Regions from separate parts of the Homo sapiens genome. Here region 1 is linked to region 2. Evidence: read pairs that join two places in POLR2A ChIA-PET (ENCODE). Cell type or tissue: PC-3. All regions are shown on one strand. Links, peaks and the distances in the headings refer to the core of each region. The heading gives the core; the rest is flanking DNA. Region 1 overlaps MTMR3 (myotubularin related protein 3). Region 2 overlaps LOC105372988 (a long non-coding RNA gene).

Region 1 (12,807 bases), core at 9,889-12,388, 210 kb before region 2:
AGAAGTTTTTATGTGGACATACCTTGTCAGTTCTCTTAGGTATATACCCAGGAGTGGAACTGATGGGACATATGATGACTCTAAACTTTTTTGGGAACTGCCACACTTTTCCTCAGAGGTTGTACCACTTTACATTCCTGCCGGCAGTGTATGGGGGTTTCACCTTCACATTCCATCTACATCTGACATTAGTATCTTCCTCACTGGAGTTATATTTTGTTATTTAATAGTTTTGCAAAATGCATTAAATTCACTTCCATTTAAATTGTTTAAGATACAGCAGTTTGAATGTGTCAATGATGCTATCTTTAGAAATTTTATTCTAAAACACAAATATCTTTTGTGTAATATTAGGACAGTTTTTTAAAAGTAATTCAGTATGTTTCTTTTTTGAAAAGGTTCTTTATAACAGTATCCCGTTCTTTTAATAAGTTCATACCCTCAAATTTTCTCTGCCTTTGCCCTTCTCCTTTTTAATTCCAATAAGTGCCTTTTTGCACATCTTTACCTTCCTATCTAAAGTAGCATTTCTGTTACACCATCACCAAACTCTGCTTAATTTTCTTTGCAGCAGTTGCCTACTGCTTAACATTAGTTATCTGTTTCTTTGTTTCTAATGAGAAAGACCAACAATAAAATCAAGTTCCATGAATTTCTGTTCACAGTGGTGTCCCCAAAGTCTACAACAGTGCATGGAGTGTAGAAAATATTGAATAAATATTTATTGAAAAGAATGAATAAATGAGATAATTTTACATTAGTTTCAGTTCTTGAGCTAGGCCAAATCACAAAAGTTTGGCTTGGTTTGAAGAGTGGTTAAGAATGATGACTCCAACTTGGTCTGTTACTGAACCATAAGGTTCTTCCTCATCCTTCCAGCCTCTAAAAAATGGTGCACCCAAAACCCCTGTCCTTAGTCATCTTAGCCTCTCCATTTATACTTGCTCCTGCATTTGGCTTTAATGCCATTCACACACTGATGTCTCCCACATTTATGTTTATATCTCTAGGCTCCATCTTCTTGATCTCTAGTCTGGTTTAACTAGCACTTTACTTGGCATCTTTGTTTGGATATGTGATAGGTTTTCAAACATAATGTGTCTAAAATGGAAACTTTAATTTCTTGTTCCTTGTCCGTTGAGCTGTCTCTGCATGGCACGAGAAGAATAGATTTTTCTTACAATGCTCTTCATCAATAAATAGAAAATCCTTGCTTCCGGTTGCTGACACAAAAAGCTTGACTTCTCTTTTTCTATCCTATTTAATTAATCCACTCAAATCCTATGGGCAGTATTTTCAAAGTATATCCAGAATCAGTAACATCCCACCACTTCTATCTCTACTACCTTTTCATTGCTATATTGTCTCTTGCTGGGGTTAATGACGCTTTCTAATTGGTCTTCTTTTGCCCCTTACCCCCAGTAGCCTTGACTGTTCTCTACCCAACAGCCAAAATGATTCTTTTTTTTGTTTTTTTGGTTTTTTTTTGAGACTGAGTCTCACACTGTCACCTGGGCTGGATGTGCAATGGCGTGATCTCGGCTCACTGCAACCTCTGCCTCCCAGGTTCACGTTATTCTCCTGTCTTAGCCTCCCGAGTAGCTGGGACTACAGGCACACACCCCCATGCCCTGCTAATTTTTTGTATTTTTAGTAGAGATGGGGTTTCACTATGTTGGCCAGGCTGGTCTCGAACTCCTGACCTCGTGATCTGCCTGCCTTGGCCTCCCAGAATGCTGGGATTACAGGCGTGAGCCACCACACCCGGCCAAAATGATTCTTTAGAGTAAGTCATCTCCTACCATTCCTCTGCTCAAAATGCCTCAACACAATCTGGGCCTTGCTACTGCTTTTATGTTCTCTTGTTCCCTTGCTTACATTGCCCTTAAAAGAGTTTTATGCTGCACATTGAAGCCCAGACTCCCTGAAATATCCTGTGTTACAGAAGCTTAGCAAACTAGAAATGTTGGTTTTGCATGAGACTGTTCAAAGAAAAGAGCAACTTACTTACTCTTTGTATAAGCCTATTTTTGGGTTTCTAGTTGGATATTCTTTCCCCCTTTTTTGTTCTTATAAAACCAGGTAAAGGTATTAGTACAGATTGTAAGTTTTTAGAAGAGCATAGAATATTTGGGTAATAAGGCAAATTTATTTTTCCTATTTTGCTCGTAAGTCAGTTTGGTTTCCTCAGATGGGGGATCCATTTTGAATTTAGAGATAACCACAAAAACATCCTAAAATACTACAAGAATAATGATTTTGCATTTGCAGGTTGATGTTATTTATTTTTTTGAGACAGAGTCTTGCTCTGTTGCCCAGACTAGAGTGCAGTGGTGTAATCACAGCATACTACAGCCCCAACCTTCCAGGCTCAGTTGATCCTCCCACCTCATCCTCCTGAGTAACTGGGACTACAGGCATGTGCTGCCATGACCAGCTTTTTTTTTTTTTTTTTTTTTTTTTTTTGAGACAGAGTTTCACTCTGTTGCCCAGGCTGGTCTCAAACTTCTGAGCTCAGGCTATCTGCCTCAGCCTTCGAAAGTGCTGGGATTATAGGCATTAAGCCACCTTGCCTGGCCTGTAGGTTGATTTTAATTGTTGCTTTATTCATCCAAGTTTTATGATATTTTTTGTTTTACTACGAACATTAGGAATGTTAGCCTTTGATACTGTTTTTGCAGAAACAGGTTAAGACTAACAGGAGTTTTACAAAGGAACTGTCAAATTGGGATTTGACTAGTGGGAATTGGCTGGGTGATAATCAACTTTTTCTTGGCTGACTCTGATCAGCTTCTTAGGCCTGTGTATATACAATACCTTTGTGAGGATATGGCCGATTAGGGGAAAAACTATTGCCAATTTTGCCTCCCCTCCTCTTTTTTTTTTCTTCTTCCCCCTCTTCCCCCCCACCCCCAGACTTCACCATAAGGGAAAGAAGAGAGCCTTGTTGGACACTGAAGAAGGGACGGGGATTTCTCCTCCTAATCTGGGCCTCTTGTCATGGTAAGTACAAGGAAATAAGAGTAAAAAAAAAAACAAAAAACCCTGTGTCCTGACAATTAAGTGAACACTAATAAATTCATACTTACCCATTTTTGTTTTTGTAAGAAATTATTTCTTTTTCTTTCCCAGATCTCTTGTGTCTTTTCTTTTCTTGTTTACTTAGTAGTAATAGAGTACTCCAATATACAGAGCAGTTTCATTTCTGTTAACTTTAATCCTGTGAGCTAGATGTTGTCTCTTATTTTTCAGTCAGCAAGTAAATGGAATCAAGACTAAAACATACAGTTCTCGGACTCCAGGTTTTTAATTCCTTTTCTAGGAAGTAGCGTGTAGTGAAAACTGTGTGTGTGTGTTTGTGTGTAGACAAATTGTAAGATGGTAATCTGCATATTTACTTAAAAATTTTTTTAAATTGACAAATTACATATATATTGTGTACAGCATAATGTTTTGAAATACATATATACCTTGTGGAATGGCTAAATCAAGCTGATTAACATATGTATTACTTCACATAGTATATATGCTTTATGAATTTATAGAAGCAATTCCCTACCTTCCCTGTTTTGTCTCTTTAAGGCAGTATTTTGATCCCATAGTAGGTGGAGCAGCCCTGCACACCCCCTCCTGTATCTTTAACCAGAAAGAGAATTTAATGGACAATTTAATGACTTACGGGCCATTTCGGGCCCAGCTCAAGCAGAGAAGATGGAGCAACAAGCCAGCCACATTTTCATCAATCCTGAGGAAATGTAAACAGTGCTTCAAGGCTTAAAAAAGAAATGGTCCTCTGTAATATTGTCCTTCTTCTACCTTGTGATGTTTCCTAGATCCAAACTGTTTTATGCTGATGCACAGAGAAGGAATTGAAAAGGCTACATTAATTTCAAGCTTCATTAGGGACGTATGGAAAATGCTTTTCAAAATTAGAAAAAGTAAAACAAAAAAACTAGTTGTGCAGAAATGTCATATTAAAAGGAAGAGAAAGGTAACTGCCCTTATCTTAAAGGCATGCCAATTTTTTCTTAGTTTGTGGGCATTACAACTTTATGATTTATCTTATACCTAAACATTGATGAACTTTTCCTGTTATTTTCTTGATTATATTTTATTTTATTGGTTTTCCCACAGAGTTTTCAATGAATTGAAAAAGTGCTTGTCTAGTATTTCAGCCAGTGCTAATGAATAACAAATGATGGGCTTATGAAAGCAGCTCTGTTCTGTATTGAGGGTTTGTCCTTCATTGTATACCACACGGCTAGTAACAGTGTGGTCCTCTTCCTGGTGCTGCTGGGTTCTCCATGGTGCCTAGCAGAAAGTCTTCCTGGTGTTTTCCCTGGCCTGATGCTTTAGACAACGCTTGGGAGTTGATTCTGTGTGTACTAGTTGGGGAGTAGCATGGCCATGTATGTATCTTTTGTTTTTGTTTAGTTTCTCATAAAGTAGCATTGTTACAAGTTTTTACAAATTCTCATTTATAACTCTACCACCAGAACCCATGGTTGTATTCCGTTTTCTTTTTTCTTGAGACAGAGTCTTGCTCTGTTGCCCAGGCTGGAGTGCAGTGGTGCGATCTCGGCTCACTGCAACCTCCACCTACTGGGTTCAAGCGATTCTTGTGCCTCGGCCTCTCAAGTAGCTAGAATTACAGGCACCTGCCACCATGCTTAGCTAATTTTTGTATTTTCAGTAGAGACGGGGTTTCGCCATGTTGGCCAGGCTGGTCTCGAACTCCTGACCTCAGGTGATGTGCCTGCCTCAGTCTCCCAAAGTGCTGGGATCACAGGCATGAGCTGCTGTGCCCCATTGGTTATATTCCTTTCTAACTAGTTCATGTCTCATATGTATGTTTTATATAGTTAGAATGATAAAATAATTAAGTTTCTATTTTGCTTATTTCACTTAATGAATTAAACATTCTCCCATGTTGATTCCTTGGATTCCTAATGATCATTTTACTAGCTGTATAACATTCTGCAAGTTGTTGAACCATTGATTTTAATTATATACTGTATAATAGCATTTAGAGTGTATGTCCTTAATCCTTAGTTTTTGTGTAGACAATTCAGGAGCATTGAACATTCTTTTTGTTTTTAACTGTAAACCGCTGTACTAATTTGAGAGTGACATTTTTCCCTTGTCTTTTATACTCTTAAAGGTTCTTAAACGAGATTGGAGTCTGTCTTTGAGAGGTTAAGCATTAGCAAAATATATTTTCATGTTTTGTGGAAAATCTCAAGCCTATGCAGAGAGAAAAGTACAGTGCACTCATATGAACATCATTCAGCTGCAGTAATCATAAATTCATGACTATTCTTGTTTCATTTGACCTCTTTTACCCCTACCCTTTTGGCAATAATCCCAAGCATTTTATCAAGGGAAATGTATTGTTTGTCTTCTAATACCAGTCTTACGAATATGACTGGAAATGACAGTAGGACTGATAATTATTTTCACTTCTACGCTTTGCAAACACGAACACTAGATATGAATTCAGTTAGTAGGATTAATTGACTGGTCATCAGTCTCTCCTTCCCATGTACTTTATTTTTTTGAAATGGAGTTTCACTCTTGTTGCCCAGGCTGGAATGCAATGGCGTGATCTTGGCTCACTGCAACCTCCGCCTCCTGGGTACAAGCGATTCTCCTGCCTCAGCCTCCTGAGTAGCTGAGATTACAGGCGCTTGCCACCACGCCCAGCTAATTTTTGTATTTTAGTAGGGACGGGATTTCACCATGTTGGTCAGGCTGGTCTCGAACTCCTGACCTCAGGTGATCCATCTGCCTCAGCCTCCCAAAGTGCTGAGATTACAGGCATGAGTCACCGCACCCGGCCCTTCCCATGTACTTTAAATATTTATCTCTATGGTTGACTTCTGCTCTGAAGCATGTACTTTCCTCTCTTAGCTGCATAATTTAGCCAATAGCAGAAACTAGCCTGGAACTGTGGTGACTGGCCCTTTTTCAGTATTTTGTAGATGACCCCACTGACTTTATGGAGGTGGATGGAGACTACGAAGTGCCAGATGCCACAATGCCTGGTGTTCCTCAGCAGTACCAGGAAATTAATGACATGGAATACATCTCTCTAATAAGTTACTGCTTATAGCTAGGATACGTTTGTTTCCAAAACTGTTACCAGACCAGCGTTTCCCAATTTATCTTCTTCCAACTTCTCACCTTATTAACCATCTCAAGTTTGGCCTTCCTCACCTATGAAACTCACAGAAACTATAATAAATTCAGGCTAATTCAACTGCTAAATTCAACTGTTCAGCCACATGGGATCACCAGTCCCCTAGATTCAATGAATCCTAATGTTACGTCCTTGGGGATTAAATGCATTTTTGTGTACAAGGGGAGAAAAGTTCTGAAGCTTTACAGGTAATGTGAATTGAGACAATAGCTTTTAAAAAGAACATTTGTTTGATTATGAAAAATAAGTACTTCATATTCTTGCCTTGCTGGCCTAATTCTCAGTTGTTTTATGTTGAAAATCATGCATTTTCAGTTTTCAGTAGCTACTTTGGTGATACATATTGGTCTGGATTAGCACCCTGGTGAGTGTGCCAGCAAGAGTGAGTAGGTAAATGGTTTCTTTTTGTTCTTTACAAGCCTGCTACATTACTTCAGTTCTGTGCTAAAAGTCAGCAGAAAACTAGGTCAAGGAATCACTTAAAGATTAATAATGGGTACCTCTGTAAAATGACCTTACACAGAATAAAAGTCTAGGCCTTATGAGTTTATGTGAGGTAAAAAGTTAATGTGATGCTGAGAAGTTATGTTAAAAGTATACTTTTATGTAAGATTTTTGCTCCCCTCCATGTTTACATAGCATTTCCTTACTATCCCATATTGGTTTATGAGAAAAATCTCCCTAAATTGAAGATTCTTCACATCTTTCATTTGGTCTCTTTTTTTGGAGACAGGATCTCACTCTGTCGCCCGGGTTGGAGAGCAGTGGTGCAATCATGGCTCACCTTTCATAGATTAGCACTAGGAGAATGGTTTTAGGAAAAGCCTGGCTTTTGGAGTGAAGCAGCTTTAATTGGTATTTAGTATTAGAGTATAGTAGAGAAGCAGCTCTGATGGTTTCCAGACCTCTTTTTACTTCTTAAATTATTGAGGTACCCCCAAGAGGGTTTGTTTATGTGGGTTATGTCTGTTTATACCATATTAGAAAATAAAACTGAGAAATCTTTAAAATGCTCATAAATTCATTTAAAAGTAACAACAAACCAATTATATAGTAGCATAAATAACATTTTTTGATGAAAAATATTTTTCCTCATCCAAAGATAGTTTTAGTGTTAACATTTTTGCAAATCTCTTTAATATTTGGCTTAATAGATGACAGGTAAATTCTCATATCTACTTCGGCATTCAGTCCGTTACAATGTTTTCTTTGAAATATATAAAGAAAATGCAGCCTCAGGCAGATACGTGGTTAGAAAAGTAGTTAAAAAAAGGAAGAGTATTTTAAGTTTTCCCAGATAATTTATATTTTTCTTTAATACCAAACCAAAACTTGACAAGTGATGTGTTTTTTTGTTTTTGACACAAGGTCTTGCTCTATTGCCCAGGCTTGACCGTAGTGGCGCAATCACAGCTCACTGTAGCCGCTACAGTGCACCTCAGGTGCAGGTGATCCTCCCACCTCAGCCTCTTAAGTATCTGGGACTACAGGCATGCGCCACTGTGCCCATCTAGTTTCTCTATTTTTTGTAGAGATGGTGTCTCACCATGTTGCCCAGGCTGGGCTTGAACTCCTGGGCTCAAGCGATCTGCCCACTGTAGCCCCCCAAAGTGCTGAGATTACAGGCATGAGCCGTGTACCTGGCCAGTGGTGGTTCTTTAAAGGTTAGTTGCAGTGTAGAATCTGAAACCATATCAGTGAACTTTTTGTATTATATTACATTAAAACCATTAGTCTGTCTTGTACTTTGAGTGAATCTTTTATCCACATATGATTTTGTAACATGCATTGGTCATTAGGAAAATAATGGGTTCGTTGATTGAGGCAGATCTTCAAAAGTTGACATTTTATTATAGTGTGTGTTTTTTTTTTTTTTTTAAATCACACTTGGTAATACCTTCACTTTAAAGATAAAAGTTGTAAGTACTAGGAAGCTATAAAGTTCATGGTGGGAGATGAGAGGTTTTCCAAAATCTAATCTTTGCACAAAAGCTTTATTATTGACAACTAATACTATCTTTTGTTGTTACTGTTTGTTTTTTTCCTAATAGTGTCTTTTGGAAAAAAGACCTGCCAAATGTCCAAGTCTGCATTACCATAGTTTTTCCATCAGTTGTTCTTCCAATTAAGAATGATACTCAATGAAAAAAAATGGCTAGTTCATCTCTTAATTGAAGCATTTGCACAAGTGCTTTACTTTGTGACACCGTAATATTGCACCATACATCAGAGGTGTTTTACTTGTATTTCCTCTGTAAAAAAGACTTCTACTTAAGGGTCAGGATTTAATAAATAGAATTTATAATATTTCCTTGCTTTATCAAGGTCATTCTTATGAAATTGGCACCACTGTCTCAATTGTGCTAAGGTACCAGCAGTTTTACCTACCAGGTTTTTTTGCACTATTAGTATAGATGTCAATACAGTGAAGAAAGGCAATAATACCGTAATATTATTGGGAAGGTTTTGACCTCGCAGGGCCCCTGTAAGCATCTCAGAGTCTGTGGACTTCATTTTGAGAATCATGCTAGTGTAGAGTATTACCAGTTTATGATTATGGTTGCTGTTAGTAAAACCTTAAGTGTTGTTTATAGATAAGAAGAAAAACTCTTTTTGGGGGAAGACTTACAAAATTATTGGAATTGTGTTAAGTAGTGTACACAGAAGCAACCAGTAACCACTGGTTATAATTCTTAATGCTGTCAGTTGAACATGATGTGGCTTTTGCTCTTTTAAAAATTGCTGTGTGGGGCCAGTCTTGGTGGCTCACACCTGTAATCCCAGAACTTTGGGAGGCTAAGGTGGGAGGATTACTTGAGCCCAGGAGTTTGAAACCAACCTGGACAACATAACGAGACCTTGTCTCTACTGAAAATAAAAAAAATTAGCCTGGCATGGTGGTGGGCGCCTGTGGTCCCAGCTACCTGGGAGGCTGAGGCTGGAGGATCACTTGAGCCCCGGAGTTGGAGGTTACAATTAGCTGTGATTGTGCTGCTGCACTCCAACATGGGTGACAGAGCAAAACCCTGACTTAAAAAAGAAAAGTGCTGTGTAAACAGATTCTATTATAATTTAGTCAGGCTTTGTGATAGATGACATTTCTCTCATGTCTTCCTATACCATAAAAATTCATAATGCAAAATATTACTTTTTAATACAAATTGTAATTTACATGTCATCTAGATGAGAATTTATTGCTTCCTCTTTTGAAATTGTCTTAACAGAAATCTATTTTGTAATATAAGGCAGAGTAAATGAAGGATAGTCTTTCATATATTTTCAACTTGGGAAATTCAGTTCTTAAGCTTACTTTTTCTTAGAAATTGTTTTCAAGCTTTCTATTATGAAAATTTCACATATAACCAGAGTAGACACAATGGTAGAGATAATGAACTCTCACCCAGTTTCATGAATTACTAATTCATAGATAGTCCTGTTTCACTTATGTCCCGCTTCTTCCTTACTCTTGCCCCAGTTATTTTGAAGCAAATTTCAAATGTCACCTTTCATTTTTAAATATTTCAGTATGTATCTCTCAAATAATTTAAGATCGTAACTTAAAGAGAAAAAAGCATTATATCTTGGTTTCTCTTAAAAGTAGTGTGGGGCTGGGCACAGTGGCTCATGTCTGTTATCGCAGCACTTTGGGAGGCTGAGGCAGCTGGATCACCTGAGGCCAGGAGTTGGAGACCAGCCTGACCAACATGGCAAAACCCCGTCTCTACAAAAATAGTAGCCAGGCGTTATGGCACGCACCTGTAGTCCCAGCTACTCAGGAGGCTGAGGCAGGAGAATCGCCTGAACCCAGGAGGCAGAGGTTGCGGCGAGCCAAGATTACACCACCGCACTACCTGTGCACTACACTACCAGTGCACCACTGCCTGGGTGATAGTGAGATTCTGTCTCAAAAAAAGAAAAAAAAGTATTAAGAAGCTGTTAGTGCCTAATAGAAATATTCTAACCTCTTTGACATTTTTTTTGCATCAATGTGTTTTCAGACTAGATGTAACTAATGTATTGGATAGAAAAACTTTTTAAGATCAATATTGTTTCCTTGAGCTTTTCTGCCTGTTCACCTTGGTCTTTGTACTTTCATTGTGATTATGCTAGCAGATATGGCAGAAAAACCAAATATGAATGATTAGAAGCTTTGAAATTATTTTAAGGTTTTGGACTTTTCCAGGATGAAGAGACTCGGCACAGCCTTGAGTGCATCCAGGCCAATCAGATCTTTCCCAGGAAGCAGCTGATCCGGGAGGATGAGAATCTTCAGGTAATTATAGGCCACTTTTAAATGTAAAATATTTATTTAGCATTAACTGTATAGCAGAGTTAATGGATTTAAGTGTAACGTACTATATTATATATATATATAACATACATGTAGTAGAAATGCAAGCTGGAAAACATCTCATTTTAGCAAGACTTATTTCCTGAGAATCCACTGTTTAAGATGATCTTCTCTGTATCATTCCTTTAGTAGTTCAGAATTTGAATAACTAGATATATTTGAATTAGGTGGGTATAAACCCATCCTCTTTAGCTTCCTTATCTACTTATGTGCTGTGTTTTCAACTTCAGTGGCAGAGGATTTACCATCCATTCAGCCAACTGATGTTTGAAGCTTTTTTTTTTTTAACTGCTTCAGAACTCTGAAGGGTTTCTTTCATTTCGAAGGTTCCTTTCCTTGAACTTCATGGAGAGAGCACAGAGTTTGTGGGCCGTGCCGAGGATGCCATCATTGCCCTTTCCAATTACAGACTTCACATCAAGTTCAAGGAGTCTCTTGTTAATGTAAGTGATTACCAGCTGTTCTCCCTCTAAGGTAAATGGAGAAAGTAAGTCAAAAAACTTAATGCTCTCAAAGAGAGGAGAGGCATACAGAATTGGGAGAGAAAGCATTATGTGCTCTGCTTTTCTCACTTAATTTAGCACTCAAGGAACACTGGCTTGGCCAGGCGCGGTGGCTCACGCCTGTAATCCCAGCACTTTGGGAGGCCAAGGCAGGCAGATCACGAGGTCAGGAGATCGAGACCATCCTGGCTAACACGGTGAAACCCCATTTCTACTAAAAATACAAAAAATTAGCCGGGCGTGGTGGCAGGTGCCTGTAGTCCCAGCTACTCAGGAGGCTGAGTCAGGAGAATGGCATGAACCCGGGAGGTGGAGCTGGCAGTGAGCCAAGATCACGCCACTGCACTCCAGCCTGGGTGACCAGAGCAAGACTCCATCTCAAAAACAAACAAACAACAACAACAAAACACACTAGATCAGCAAGCAGCTCTTATGCTTGATTTAAAATGATGTGTGTAGTTGTCAGCTGAGGTGTCCATTGTTTAGTTTAACAGTGAATGATTTGCATTAGGTAATGCTGTATCATTAAGCTTTATAAAGGTATAAAGGCTGAATGGGCTTTTATTCTGCAATCTTTAGTAGTTACCAACTGCCTCAGTTGAGATAATTCCCTTGGCCTTAATGTCAAAAGATGAGATGCACTTTGAGCTCACTGCAGACTCTCATTACAGCATGAGGTTACTCTAATGACTCCTTGGTGGTATAAGTGTAGATGTTAAGTATAATGTTGATTTGCATAATGGACTATGTATTACTGAAGAAAAGGAAGCCTCTTGATTCTCAAGAGTACATTTACCCTTTTCAGTTATGAATGTCCTCTCAGTGAACTGGTTCTTCCAGTGCTCTGCTATCATTAGCCTTAAATGAAACGAATAAAGGCTTGAAAATTCATGTACTTACAGCAAATGCCTTCTTCCTTCTTTACTTGCCAGTGTTGTGGCTTTCTACACTCCACTTCCAGCACAGAGAAGTGTATTATGACACGTTAAAACAGCTCAGGACTGTAATTCCATGCAGACTGTGTTTTGGCTTCATTTTGGGATTCTTTGAAATCTTGTTCATTCGTTTTACTCAGCAATTAAAAAAAGACTCAGTGGCTGTCATTTTTTTTTTGGTAGTTGACATTTTTTACTTCTTATTATCATTCTTCTTTGTAGTTAAGCATTTATGTCCAGGAGCAGTTTTGGCCTGAATCCCTTCTGGCTTCTAGATTTGGGCCATGATTATAGCAGTTACATCAGTTTTCTGTCTATCAGCTAAAGATACACACCAGATTCATTAAGGAAAGAGGCAATGCTGTTCTTTCATACTATGTAGCACTCTGTTCAGAAGGGTCCACTTGGATTTGAGTAGTCGTGATGGGGAGGGGAAAGGGGGGAAACACCTATAAAATCCCAGCAACTGAGAATTCCCCACCAGCTACTGTGGAAGTAATGATAGTAGTGTTTAGTAGAACTGCCCAATTTAACTTTGTGTTCTTTCAGTGTTTGAATTGCTGGAATTAAATTATAATTAAATTGCATGTGAGAATGATAGTTTCATATCATTGCATTTTCTCATATCATCCTGTATTTATCAGTTTATTGGTTGATGGCCAAGTGTTTCAGAGACTATTTTAGAACTATTTGGGAATAAGGTCTGCTGGAAAGCAAGCAGGAAAGAAAGAAAGAAAGAAACTGATCATGTCATTCATCAGCTTAAAGCCCTTCAGTGTTTCTTCACTACTTCTATGATGAAGATCAGATTGTTTAGCA
Region 2 (12,264 bases), core at 170-2,669:
CTGCAACCAAAAAGATAAACAGCTAAAAACTGCCAGGTATCAGTATTATTGTAATATTCCCTTTATCAAAAACCTATAACTGAAATTTATAGGTAAGAGTTTACAGTAAGCAGCAGGTACCTGGAAACTTGTCAGTTAAGGTTTCCCTTTATAGAAGAACCTCTGCTGTAAGCTTTTCAGCCCTCTAAAGCCAGTAAAATTAAAAAAAAAAAAATAAAAAGAGCTTTCACTATTAGTTTCTAAGGAAATTATATAAAGGTCATAATACTAAGAGAAAAGCTTTAAATTGTCATTTCCAATAGGACATAAGCCTCCTAAGAAAAAAACAACCTTGTGTGTTTTTCTTGGGGGGGGAGGCATATATAAATAACAATCAAAAATCTTTTTCTTTCTTGATTTAATTTTAAAGGTGATAGTTAACTAAATCACTTTAAAATGACTTCCTGCTGCTCCCCCAACCTCCTCAAAATTAAGAATACAACAAATATTTGCATAGGTTTATTATTCACATTTAATCATGAATAATTCACTTTGTACAGACAGCTGGGTAAACAAGAGATTTGGAGTTTCCTTTTTCTAGAATATTTTTCCATTGGCTGAAAGGAAACAGCATCAGTGGTGATTTTATATGATTTTCAGTGCCATCTTGTTTTCTCTCCTCTGGATAGGAGACCCCTCCTCCCTCCCTCCTTCTGTCCTTTTTTTTTTTTTTTTCTGTTTACTTATTTCTGCCAGCTTTTGGGCTACACCTCATCAACATAACATTTTTCATTACAAAATGAAAAAATAGCTCAATCATTCAGTTTTTTATTCTGCAAGACAACATAAAGTGTTTGTTTCTCACTTTCCACAATATTAGAGTTTTTTTAAACTGTGGGTTTGCTTTTGTGTGAAGACCCTCTTACTGATGGGAAAATATCTTTCAGAACTAATTCTGCCTCATCATTACCTCCTCCATCTTTTCCTATCAGCCATTAACAATTTCACAATTATTTGACTGTCTGCCACAAAGTTGGTTCTCATTTCCCTCTGCACCTCCCAGGCCTACGTGAGGAAGTGGAGCACGTATCACTGAACATAGGTTTACCCAAGGCTATCAACTCTTGGGCAAGGGGGGCATAATTTACCAAAGGTCAAGGATCCTTTCAGTTCTGTGAACGTCATTAATCAAATTGCGATAGTATAACCTGTGGTTTAGGAGACAATAAGGCTTGCCATAATTCATCTACGACCAAAGAAGGGGTTGGGGGTGGGGGGGTCATCGTATATCTTTGGGAAATCCCTGCATTTTGTCATGGCCTCTGGGAAGTAAGAATTTTCGACACCCACCAAATGTCAAGCATCCACTCTAACTACGTTAGTTGAGGACAAACATTGGCTTTGGGATGTATGTGCCCTCTATTCAGCAACACATATAATAAAATGTGAATGTCGTAGAATGGCAAGTAGCATTCTAGAGAAAATTAACCATACTTTGACTAAATGAAAAATTAATGCTTTCTTCATTTAACACTTAGGGTTTACTGTATGCTAGATGTGTTCTAACCATGTCATACATATTAACTCTTTAATTCCCATAACAACCCTTTGAGATAGGTACAATCCTTATCCCCATTTTACAGATATGGAAACTGAGGCACAGAGAAATTAAGTAATTTGCTTAATGTCACCACAGGAAGTGGTAAAGGTAGGATTTGAACCAGGCAGTCTGACTCCAAAGTCTGTGCTTTTAACCACCATGCTTTGCTATGAGTATAATATCTGCTTATGGCAAAATAAGAAAAGCACAAAGAAGAAAAAAATTACCCATAGTCCCACTCCTTACTTTAGTATATTTCCTTTGTGTGTGTGTGTGTGTGTGTGTGTGTGTGTGTATTTTTTTCCGTTTTTTTCAATTAACTATGCTTTGTGAATATTCTCTCATAGAAGATACTGATTTGATTGAACATTCAGATCATTTTCTTAGTCTACTGTGTTAAGTACTGGCCCAGCTAAGTTTGGAAGCACTTATGATTGGTGGAATGGAGTGGGGTAGAGGACTGCTGATTTAGCAGATGCATTTTTTCCCCAAGCCAAAGAGCTGCCCTGAAAATGGGCCAAATATAATTTCTTTTAAGCAACCTGAAAAAAGTGTTTCAGCCTAGAGACATACTGTGACTTTTTCCTTCAAAGCATTTCATTTACGTTCACTTTATAAAGTTCAGTTTTCTTAGGGGCAAGGTAGCAGGGGCAGTGGGGGTGGTGTGGGGGAGCCGCTGTGAGTCTTAATGCAAAGAGGAATGTAGGCTAGTCAACAGGAAACCCAAAGTGCTTGATACAGCACAGTGACCTCTAATTGTACCTTGGCATGGCTGCTTTCTCTTTCTTTGATAGGTGTTGCAAAAATATAATAAATATAATAATATATCTTTTTTAAAAAAAACATTTTTCTGGTAAACAAAACTGTTGTTATATGCCAAGACAATAAGCATCTCTGAAGCCAAGACAGTAGTGGTCATTGCTATGGCCAGCTACAGCTTTTGGCCAAGTCACATGCCATCCTGTCAACAGCCAAAGAGGTAAACAGCATAGATATGTGCTGACCTAACCTCAAAAACTCTTGGGAGCACAAGGAAATTGGCTTGAAAAGACTCTCTCTTTTTCCTCCTTGTTAATTGAATTTCTGTCTCTAATTAAAGAGACAAAAACAGAAAACAGTATTCAAAAGGGAAAGTCAAAGAATAATCCCCATCTCTGGAGAAAAAAAAAAATCATTGAATCATCAGAAATATGGCTGCATTGATTCTCACTCTTTCCCTGAGCTGTTTACCCATTTTCAGGTGAGGAAGTGAAGAGGAGGGCCAAGGGCCAACTTTTTCAAAGGGCCCTCTCTGGGAATTACTTTTGTATGTACATAAATTTCCACAATAAGTATCTTCTGAAGTTTTCATGCAACTGAGTTGTTCTTTCAAACTTCTTATCCAATGTTCTAACTTGAATTGTGCTACCAGAAAATCAGGTGTATCTTAATTGCTAAGTCAAAGTTGGCTTCTTTTGGAAACCAAAACTCACTAACTTGAGCCCCTAAACTCACCCCACCTCCTTATTTTTTCCTTTAAAATACCTTTTTCCCCACTTCCTACAGTCACTAGTCTTAGGTCCCCTTGTAACCATTGCAGGCAGCTGCTGTTCGAAATTTTAAAAATGAAATTTGGGCCGGGTGCGGTGGCTCATGCCTGTAATCCCAGCACTTTGGGAGGCCAAAGAGGGCAGATTGCTTGAGCCTAGAAGTTCAAGACCAGCCTGGGCAACATGGTGAAACCCTATCTCTACAAAAAGTACAAAAATTAGCCTGTAGTCACAGCTACTCAGGAGGCTGATGTGGGAGGATCACTTGAGTCCAGGAGGTCAAGGCTTCAGTGAGCTGTGATCATGCCTGAGTGACACAGCAAGAGCCTGCCTCAAAAAAAAAAAAAAAGTTTTTTTCATTAACCCGAAAACTAAGGTCAAATCTCTTTCTGTTTCCAGTGTTTTGAAAACTAGTTCTAATTCTTTCTGTCTGAGTCTTCGCTTCTAGTCTTGGGGGAATGACAAGGCATTGGGACAGGAAACTAATAAGCCCTTCCAACCAACAGCCTATTAGCTGTTGAAGGTTACCACTTCATCCAGATTCCAAAGAGACTCCTTCAAGGAAGGATCTGGGGACCAGTGAGTACCTAGGAGCAGACTAGCAATCTTTCTCCAGAGAAGGCTTTAGTAGGTAGTAACTACAACTCACCCTAATATGTTATATTAGAGCTCACCACTTACAGAGGACTTACAAAGGGTTTCTGATGCGTATAATTGCATTGAAGTTTCACCATTATCTCCTGGGGGTGGGGGATGGGTGGGTAGTGACTATTGTACATAGCCTGTGTTGGCTGCCCCATATCTCACAGTTTATGGAGGACCTGATCTGAGTGCACCTGTACCACGTACATGGCACGTGTACCATGGCCTTGCTCCCTCCTTGCCCTGAGTCTTCCTCCTTCATTCCTTGCCCAGCTCAGCTATAGTGTCTTATATTTCAGTCAAAAGCTGTCTTTCTCCAAGACATACTGATCAGTTAGCTTAAGCTGTGAACGTTTGGTTTTGGTGTCCCCCTACCCAAAGAGGAGTCTTCAGGGCTCCTCTCCTGACACCCTGCTGCCTGCTGTTCCTGTGCTCTCACACCATGCCTCCCATCTCCCAGGACTCCCTGAGGCCACACCCCACCCAGGCCTGCTGTCTTGGAAAACCACTCATGACTTGAGCTTGAACCTTTTCTCCCACAATTAAACTCACTTGCCCTACGTCTCCTCTCTCTAAGTCCTACTAGGGGTCCAATTTGTGCTAAGAGACTACTAGCTGGCAATGGTATACTATTCTAATACCCCAGTCCTCTCAGGACCACTTATTAGCCATGTGGGCTTGGGTGAGCAATTCAGCACCCCCTGAGATTCACCTGTGAAATGGGGATAATCATTCTTTACAAGTGAGGACCAAGTGAAATAATTTGGAATGCTATATACATATCACCTGAATTCCTTCTCGCCCCTCAACCCTCTCTTTCTCTACTAAAGTAATTTCAGGGCAACATCTTCTCCTGCCTGGATTACTGCAGCAGCCTCCAGACCACAAAATTTTCTCTGCAGTTCAAGTACATTTCATTTACCATCTTGCAGATGGTAAGACATGTTTACAAGTCAGCTGGCTTCTGAATGTGTCTTCTGGGCATTGAATTCCCCCGACTACTTTCATCTTATAGCTTCAGCCACTATCCCTAGCACGGTTATCTCTTGCAGTTACTGGTGTAACTTTCGATGGCACTATGAAGTCCCCATTGGCACCTGTTTATGCCTCTCGGCCAAACCCCTGCTAAGGGGGTGACAGGGGCAGCATGCTCCAGTAAGGTTGAAGCACTCTTCTCATGGAGGCTCACCCAAGAGGGAAAGAAAAGCAGAAGGAAATGAGGGAAGGAAAGGTGGAGGCTAGAAAGACACTTTGGAAACTGTGAAAGTGGCCCTGAGCTCACATGAAATGCAAGCCAGCAAAAGTGTTGAGATTGGAAACTTTAATGTGGCCCTTTTGAGAGAACAGCTGTAGCACTGCAATTTCCTAGAAATCTGGATGGACACATTTAAAGAGAGTGAAGCACTGAATGGAAATAACTAGAAAAGAGGCTTCCTCCTGAGCTCTGAATGTCCTATCGTGGAGGAGTTACAAGAAAGAGCAAAGCTAATAGCCAACTGAAAACCCACATGTTGTACATTTAAGGTGATAGCTGGGAACCCAGATTCTATTTTTAGTCAAAAAAGTGGGGGGAACATGCATGAATTGCTATGAGCAAGAAAGGCCAGCAAGGAAAGAGAGAGAAACAAGGGAGGAGAGGCCAGTGCCAGCTTTCAGGACTGACATTATGGTGATTTTTCTTTCCCTGCTCTGAGAAGTTGATCTGGTGGTCCTAAGTTCCTGGCATTGGGCAATTTTCCAAAAGTTTGGAGAAGTTACTCATGAAGAAGAAGCCAACTCCAGACAGCTCGTCGGGAAATGTGGAGAGTCAGTGCCTGGGTGGTTTTCATACTAATCCAGGATTTATTAAAGCTCAGAAAGCAAGCAGCAGAGAAGGTTTTTATAATGAGACATTTTGCAAATAGAGTCATCAGCATTTTTTGATAGGAAAGAAAGTTTCTCTCTGAAACTTTCTGAAGGAGGTGGCTGGCTTGGGAGGATGGGAAGAGGAGGGGGGCTCCTTCTATGAGTGCTGTGGCAGGTGGGGGACTCCAGCAGTGGGAGACTCATTCCTTTCTCAGTCCCCTCCCCTTCAGGGTACAAAGTTTTTATTTGCAGTTGGGAGGAATTAGAGTCAATGATCTAATAGAGCTAACTTTTTCCTCTCAATATGGTATGATGTGGCATTGGTAGCTCTGCCAGATACTGATGCTACCAAGGGAACTTCAGTGCAGGTGGACTTCACGTTATTACATTGACTTATTCTTCCAAAGTTACATAGAAACTAAATTGTTTTAAATCTACACAAGTAGTTAAAGAAGCCCTACTGGAAATCTTTTGTAAATCTAAATATGCATCTGAAAGGCGAGTAAACACTTCCAAAAATATTTTGCTTGTAGCTCTGAATTTTGATTTGTCTCCTTTGCTGCCGGAACATTCAAGATGTATAAATGTTGTGGTGTAGATTAATCATCTGTCCATACCCACCTTGATTTTCCAGAATTTTATATTAAGCAGATTGGTTTCCCATCATGTAAAAAAAAAATCCAATAATTCTGCAGCTTCTTTGGGACTTTATAATTTTTTACTTAAAGCAACAACCAAAAAATTTTGTTATTTCCAAACACACTAGAAGACCACATCATCTAGCCCTTGAGCACAGAATTGGCCAAAGTTTGAATGAGGGGCTAGGCCCTGAGCATAAGTTGATGCTGATTGTCAGTGGTCAACTCAATGTACATACCTTCTTGGGAATGGGTTCTGTGCAAGGCACTGGCTGGGTCCGATGAAAGGAAGTCCTGAACTGTTCAGGCAGCCCATCTGATGCAGCAGCAATAAGCCCTGAAGAGGAATAGGGTTAACAAATACCAACAGTTTAACGTATACCTCAGAGCAGAGAGAGAGGTCTAGCATGGTGAGGGAAAGTTTCAAGGAGGGAGTGAATTTTGAGCTGGATCTTGAGGGGAGGTCAGGGTTTGTATACATAGAGTCAGACAGGAAGAGCATCTCCTACTAAGAGGAACAGAGGAGTGACTGCTCAGAGGTGTGAGGATTGAAGGGGGTTTGGTGATAGAAAATGGACCAGTGTGGCAGGATTTCCAGAAAGGAAATCCTGGAAAAGTTTCAGAACAAATTTTGAATTAAGGGTTTGCAAACACTTATGCGAAAACAATAATTGCTAAGAGTCAAGCATGGGTGCACTAAGAACTAGTCACTTCCTGTTTTTTATAAGGTTACTAGACTGGTAAACTACAGGATGTTGTCCAAGGGATTCTTGTGATTGGCTGGAATTTGGTCTTTTTCTAATGTAAAGTTTTATTGTTCTGTGTAAGAGTAGAACTCAACTGTGTTGAGTTCCATTATGCCACTCCTTGCAGCAAGGTATCTGACATAGGCTCTGTGATATTCTTGGTAGGGCTGTGGTCTGTGTAAGTCAACATTCATCCCCAGAGGTGATGGATCAATGGCAGGATAGAGGATGGTTTCCGTACTATAACAGGGCTTGATGTTTGGCCCATTTCATTTTTCCATCTTCATTATTGTTTGCCAATGACATAAGGAAACATACAGGCACACAGGATACCTTATCAGAGTTCCAGATAATATGAAACTGGAAGAGATAAATAAATGTATTCATTGATATATCAAAAAAGATCTTTTGGGGCTAAAATGATAGACCGAAAAAAGCAGCTGAAATACAATAGTTATAAATGCAAAATACTGTATCTAGGGTCAAAAAATCAACTTCTCAAAAAGCAGATGGAGAAATATGTCTTAACCACAGTTGATGTGAAAAGAGACCGAGGCCTTTTAGTTTACCACAATATGACCTAACAGTGTAATGCACTTGGCAAAAGAAGGCTATATTTAGTAAACATATCATGTCACTATGTTCTTTAATTCAACAAGTCCTTATTTTGTCCCCCAATATGTGTCAGGTATGAGGTTGGGCAGTGAATACACACTGGGGACCAAGACAGAAAGAGTCCCTCCCACAAACAGCCTGCAGTTTAGTAGAGGACAGAAACAAACACCAGAAAAAGTAAACATATAAAATCATTAAACCTTGTGAAAGGGGTCTGGAGGGGCACAAATAAAAGTGGGGAAGGGTCAGAAGGGACCTGCATTTCATGAAGTGGTCAGGGCAGGCCTCTCTGAGGAAGTGGTGTTTGAGCTGAGGCCATATGAAGAGGAAGGACAGTCAGAGAGACAAAACACTCCAAGCAGGACAGTGAGTGCATAGGCCCTGAGTCTGAAAGGAACTTGATGTGTTTTTGGAACTGAAAGACCAATGAGGCTGGTCCCCACTGTGGCTGCCAATGTCCATTCTCCTGTCCTTCCATAGCGATAGGGCTTCTGACACAGGGCTACCTGGCTGTAGTATATTTCCCAGCTTCCCTTGCAGTTGAACATGGCCATGGGACTGAGTTTTCATGAGTGGAATGCTAACAAAAGATCTTCTGTGACAGCTGGGGCCCTTAAGAGGTGGGTGAACCCCCCCTACCCTTCACACTTTCCTTTTCTTGCTGGATGCATCTGAGGCTTGGTAGTAACCCAGCTTATACCAGAACACCACATGGAATAGCAGATCCCCAGTCAGAAGGGGCCTTGGTCACTGAATGACTGCAGAGAATACAGCCCCTTGCCTGCTTGGATCACTCATCTCACTCATCATCACTCAACTCTCAAGATGGTTACTTGAGAGAAAAAAGATTCTATATTCTTTAAGCCACTGAAGTATTGTCATGTCTCTTACCTAACCTAACTATTACAGAAACAAAGGAGATACTAGCGCCACCAACCAGTCCACATTTAGAGCGTTGCATTTAGTCCAAAGGTTCACGTTTTTAAAAGAGACATTGACCATCTGAAGCATGTCTAGGGAAAGGTAACAATAACAACATTTAGGAGTCTGAAAACCAAGTCAATGAAAAATCTGTTAAAGACATTACAGTTGTTTAGTCTGGAAAAGAGATTTCTCCAGGGTGACATGATAACTGTCTTCAAAAATTGAAGAAGAGGAATGAAACTGAATTGGGGTAGCTCAGTGGGACCTATGGCTGGTTGGGATTTGTGATGAAGCAGATTCTCATTCAATATAGGGAAGAAGTATCTAACAATGAGGGGTGATTAGAAAAAGGCCAGATTACTTTGAGTATCAGAGGCTTCTCCCTATCACTGCACCCAGAGAATGGCCACCCACTTATGAGATGTTGCAGGGGTGATCCAATATCATTGTGGCAATGCTAGTGAATTCTAGGATTTCATGTAGAAGAGGTGATATATAATGCAGGTGAAGCCAGGTCACAACGGGGAACTGACTGTCAGTTTGGAGTGTATCCTGGAGGCAAGTAGTATCTTGAAGGTTTCTGAGCAGAGTAGCAACATGATCAAAGCAATCTGCTAGGAACATTGCTTTGGCCAACACAGGGTGGTAAAAGTCCTGATTTTTATAGCCCGTGTTGGTCATTGGGTGCTTATATTCCCTGAACCAGTAGCAATTTAAAGAAAACCAAGAGTGGGCCGGGCACAGTGGCTCACGCCTGTAATCCCAGCACTTTGGGAGGCCGAGGCGGGTGGATTATGAGGTCAGGAGATCGAGACCATCCTGGCTAACACAGCGAAACCCCATCACTACTAAAAATACAAAAAAATTAGCCGGGCATGGTGGCACGTGCCTGTAGTCCCAGCTACTCAGGAGGCTGAGGCAAGAGAATTGCTTGAACCCGGAAGGCAAAGGTTGCAGTGAGCTGAGATTGCGCCATTGCACTCCAGCCTGGGTGACAGAGCGAGACTCCGTCTCAAAAAAAAAAAAAAAAAAGGAAAACCAAGAGTAAACAACATTGATTTTCTTTACTTTATTTTTGAGATAATCCAAAAAAATAGTTATGAGCTAGCATTTTTTAACAATTTATCTTCCAAGATGAATGATCCTTTCATTTCAAGGAGCTCAAAGTACTTGACATCCCAGTCTCATTCAGGCTTGTCTCATATCTGAACCGCTATGTCAGGGGCAAGACTGTCAAACCTCCTCTCTCAGATAAGAAGGATTCACAAAGAGGGGAAGTGAGTTGTTCAAGGTCACAGTGAGTCAATGGCAGGGCAGGCTCTTTGACTGAGGTCTCCCAACCCTCAGGCCTGCACACTGCCTTGTGCCCATGCAAAGGATACCTCAACTAGGAATGTCCCCCACATACCAGAAAAACCAACCTGAATGAACATCCTTTCTGAAGATAGAAATTACCTGAGATATTTAAGGTTCAACCAATCTCATTTTGTAGATGAGGAAACTGAGGCTTAGTGAACTCAGGCCTGGGATTCCTTGTACTACATCTTACCATCCTATCTACCCATAAAATGGTAGGCCCAGAAACAACCTACATGATTACCTGGAACCAACTAGGCTATCATCATCAGCTCCACTGTCTGGAAATATAAAGGCTCACATTGGCTTTGGCCACCAAAGAGAGGAAACATTCTGCAATCCTTAAAAACTCATGGCCGAAGGGGGTGGGGAGAACTGTTTGAGCCTTGTACTTACAAAGTCAAAAGGGAAAACATGTGTTTCACATTTGTCTTGGGATGGGAAAGAAAAACTTTTCCTTTCACTTAATCTTGGTTTAAACAAACAGAGAGACTGCCCTTTCTGTAAACTCACCGAATGTCAAATATTGTTCACTCGCATGGCATTGGCTTACTAAGCCACTACAGAGCCACTTCCCTCACGTAATCCCCTCAATCCAAAGGCACTTCAACTTGAAGAGGATCAACTGAAATAATACACATTTCCTCTGATGATTGGACAAGAGGCAGCCGATGGAATCAGGTTTCCAAACCTATAACCCCTGGTTTCAGCCGGAGACTTGAGGCAATACAGCTTCAGTCATGACTCAGGATTTTGCGAGTGAAAGCAAGCACGTCAAGTGATGTAAGAAAATTCCCCCATTCCTCCAACCCACTGGCTTCCTCCTCCCTGGAGAATTCAGTCAGACAGCATTGTGTTGGGGGTGGGGGAGAAACAGAGGTATCCTGTCACTGGGTGCTGAGCTGCCGGCACGCCTCCTATCACCATTGCCATGGCCAGCGTCATCACCATCGCGGTGGCCAGCGTCAGCGTTTGACAAAGGAAGTACTCAGTTACAATTACCTTCCTGTTGGCCAGCAGCTCAGATAATTGCTTTGCAATGTGTGTGAGAACCTCATAAATTAAACCAAGAAACAGAGGGGCCAGGTCTGGGCTGAAGGGAAGTGTCAAGTGGAGGAGGCAGTGATGCAAGGCTACCTTTGAAGTCACTTTGTTTGTGAAAAGTCTGCTGTGCTCTCTTAAGGAAACTCCACTGGAATGAGGTTTCTGTGCATGTGGGGTTTAGGGCTATTGTTTTTGGCTCTGACTTTCACCTCAAGCCCTAGCTAGGACATGTATAAATCCCATAACAACAGCCTGACATGAAATTGCTCACCCTCTCATTGCATCAGGGGACTTTTACTCAGGCGGATTTTGAATGCCTCATTGTTTAATAGGACAGGAAGTTTACTCTCAATGTAAATGAGGAATCCTTTTTCTCCCCGCCTTACCTCCTTGGAAGATTCTTACAGAGGCCTGACTTGTTGGCCCTAGTCTAGCTTCTGGTCTAGCTCCTTCCATAAAAGCAGCTGCAGCCCAGCAGCAGCCTCCCAGTTTCTTTATTAGGGTAAGGCTTTTCTTAGGACCAAAGTTTTTGGGCAGGCTTTTCCCTAGAGGGAGTGCTGGGTGATGGGTTAAGTAAGGGCCACCCAGGGACAGGGTGGGGTTGGATGTGAAAAGGGTTGGATTTTCTCTTTTCAGTTTCTTCATTCTGAACTGGACCTAGGTTTTTTTTTTAATCACAGAGAGGGAAGCCCCATCTCTAAATCTTATGATGCTTTTCTTCCTTGGGATATATCACAAGGAAAAAGTGGGTGACTAGCCCACATTTGTGGCATAAGGATAGGACTCTGAAGTCCAAATGTATCAGATTAACCAGCATGAGCAAGAGGATGCCTAATTCAGAACCATGACCCTACCCTCTGTTAGAGCAAATCTCTGAGGATAGAAACTTCTAGAAAAATCCTTGTGGGCTCCCCCACATCTCACACCACACTCTGTAGGCAAACCCTTTAAAAAAGGCACAAGTATAACCCTCTCAATCTTCTTCTGATGCCCTCAGCAACAAGATTGGCTGAGAGATCTTCAAAGGGAGAATAATCTCAGATACAATTACTTTAGTCAAAGGAAACCAGTTATGGACAACAACTAGGGAAATGACAGAGACACCAACTCAGTAAGATGAGGAAGCCCTAGTTTATTTGGTTTGTATATCCAGAATCTTTTTTCCTACACATCTGAAAAGATACCAATAATGAGTTAAAAAAAAAAAATCAAGTCAACCACTGCACATGTAGACCTAGAGATTAGTCTAAGGTTGAATTCCCATCACCATTGCCTTCCACACACAGCTTCATCAACAATGATGAAGAGTCAAGGATGGGCTGGGCAGGTGGCTCAGGTCTGTAATC

The links. ChIA-PET counts read pairs that join two places held together with the same protein. Peaks named below come from ENCODE experiments on the same cell type or tissue, not always from the same donor. Only the 100,000 strongest peaks of a DNase experiment are listed, where the experiment ranks them.
Region 1: POLR2A ChIA-PET joins it to region 2 with 17 read pairs; 2 of 35 experiments call an interaction of 5 or more read pairs at or near these places.

What each region holds. Positions count from the first base shown.
Region 1 is chr22:29,968,060-29,980,866 of GRCh38, forward strand. It overlaps MTMR3 (myotubularin related protein 3), which reads left to right. Exons shown (of 20, transcript NM_021090.4): 3 at 2,917-3,003; 4 at 10,383-10,472; 5 at 10,877-10,993. The coding sequence starts at 3,001. Among named protein-coding and RNA genes, the nearest start is that of MIR6818, 33 kb to the right of the region's middle. RefSeq lists an enhancer at 11,671-11,720. In PC-3, for the core only: no CTCF peak of the experiment used is centred there; no DNase peak of the experiment used is centred there.
Region 2 is chr22:30,185,661-30,197,924 of GRCh38, forward strand. It overlaps LOC105372988 (a long non-coding RNA gene), which reads right to left. Exons shown (of 3, transcript NR_188588.1): 2 at 6,473-6,570. It also overlaps a transcript of HORMAD2 not described here. Among named protein-coding and RNA genes, the nearest start is that of LIF-AS1, 47 kb to the right of the region's middle. RefSeq lists an enhancer at 10,706-10,825. In PC-3, for the core only: no CTCF peak of the experiment used is centred there; no DNase peak of the experiment used is centred there; H3K27ac peaks cover 1,399 bases.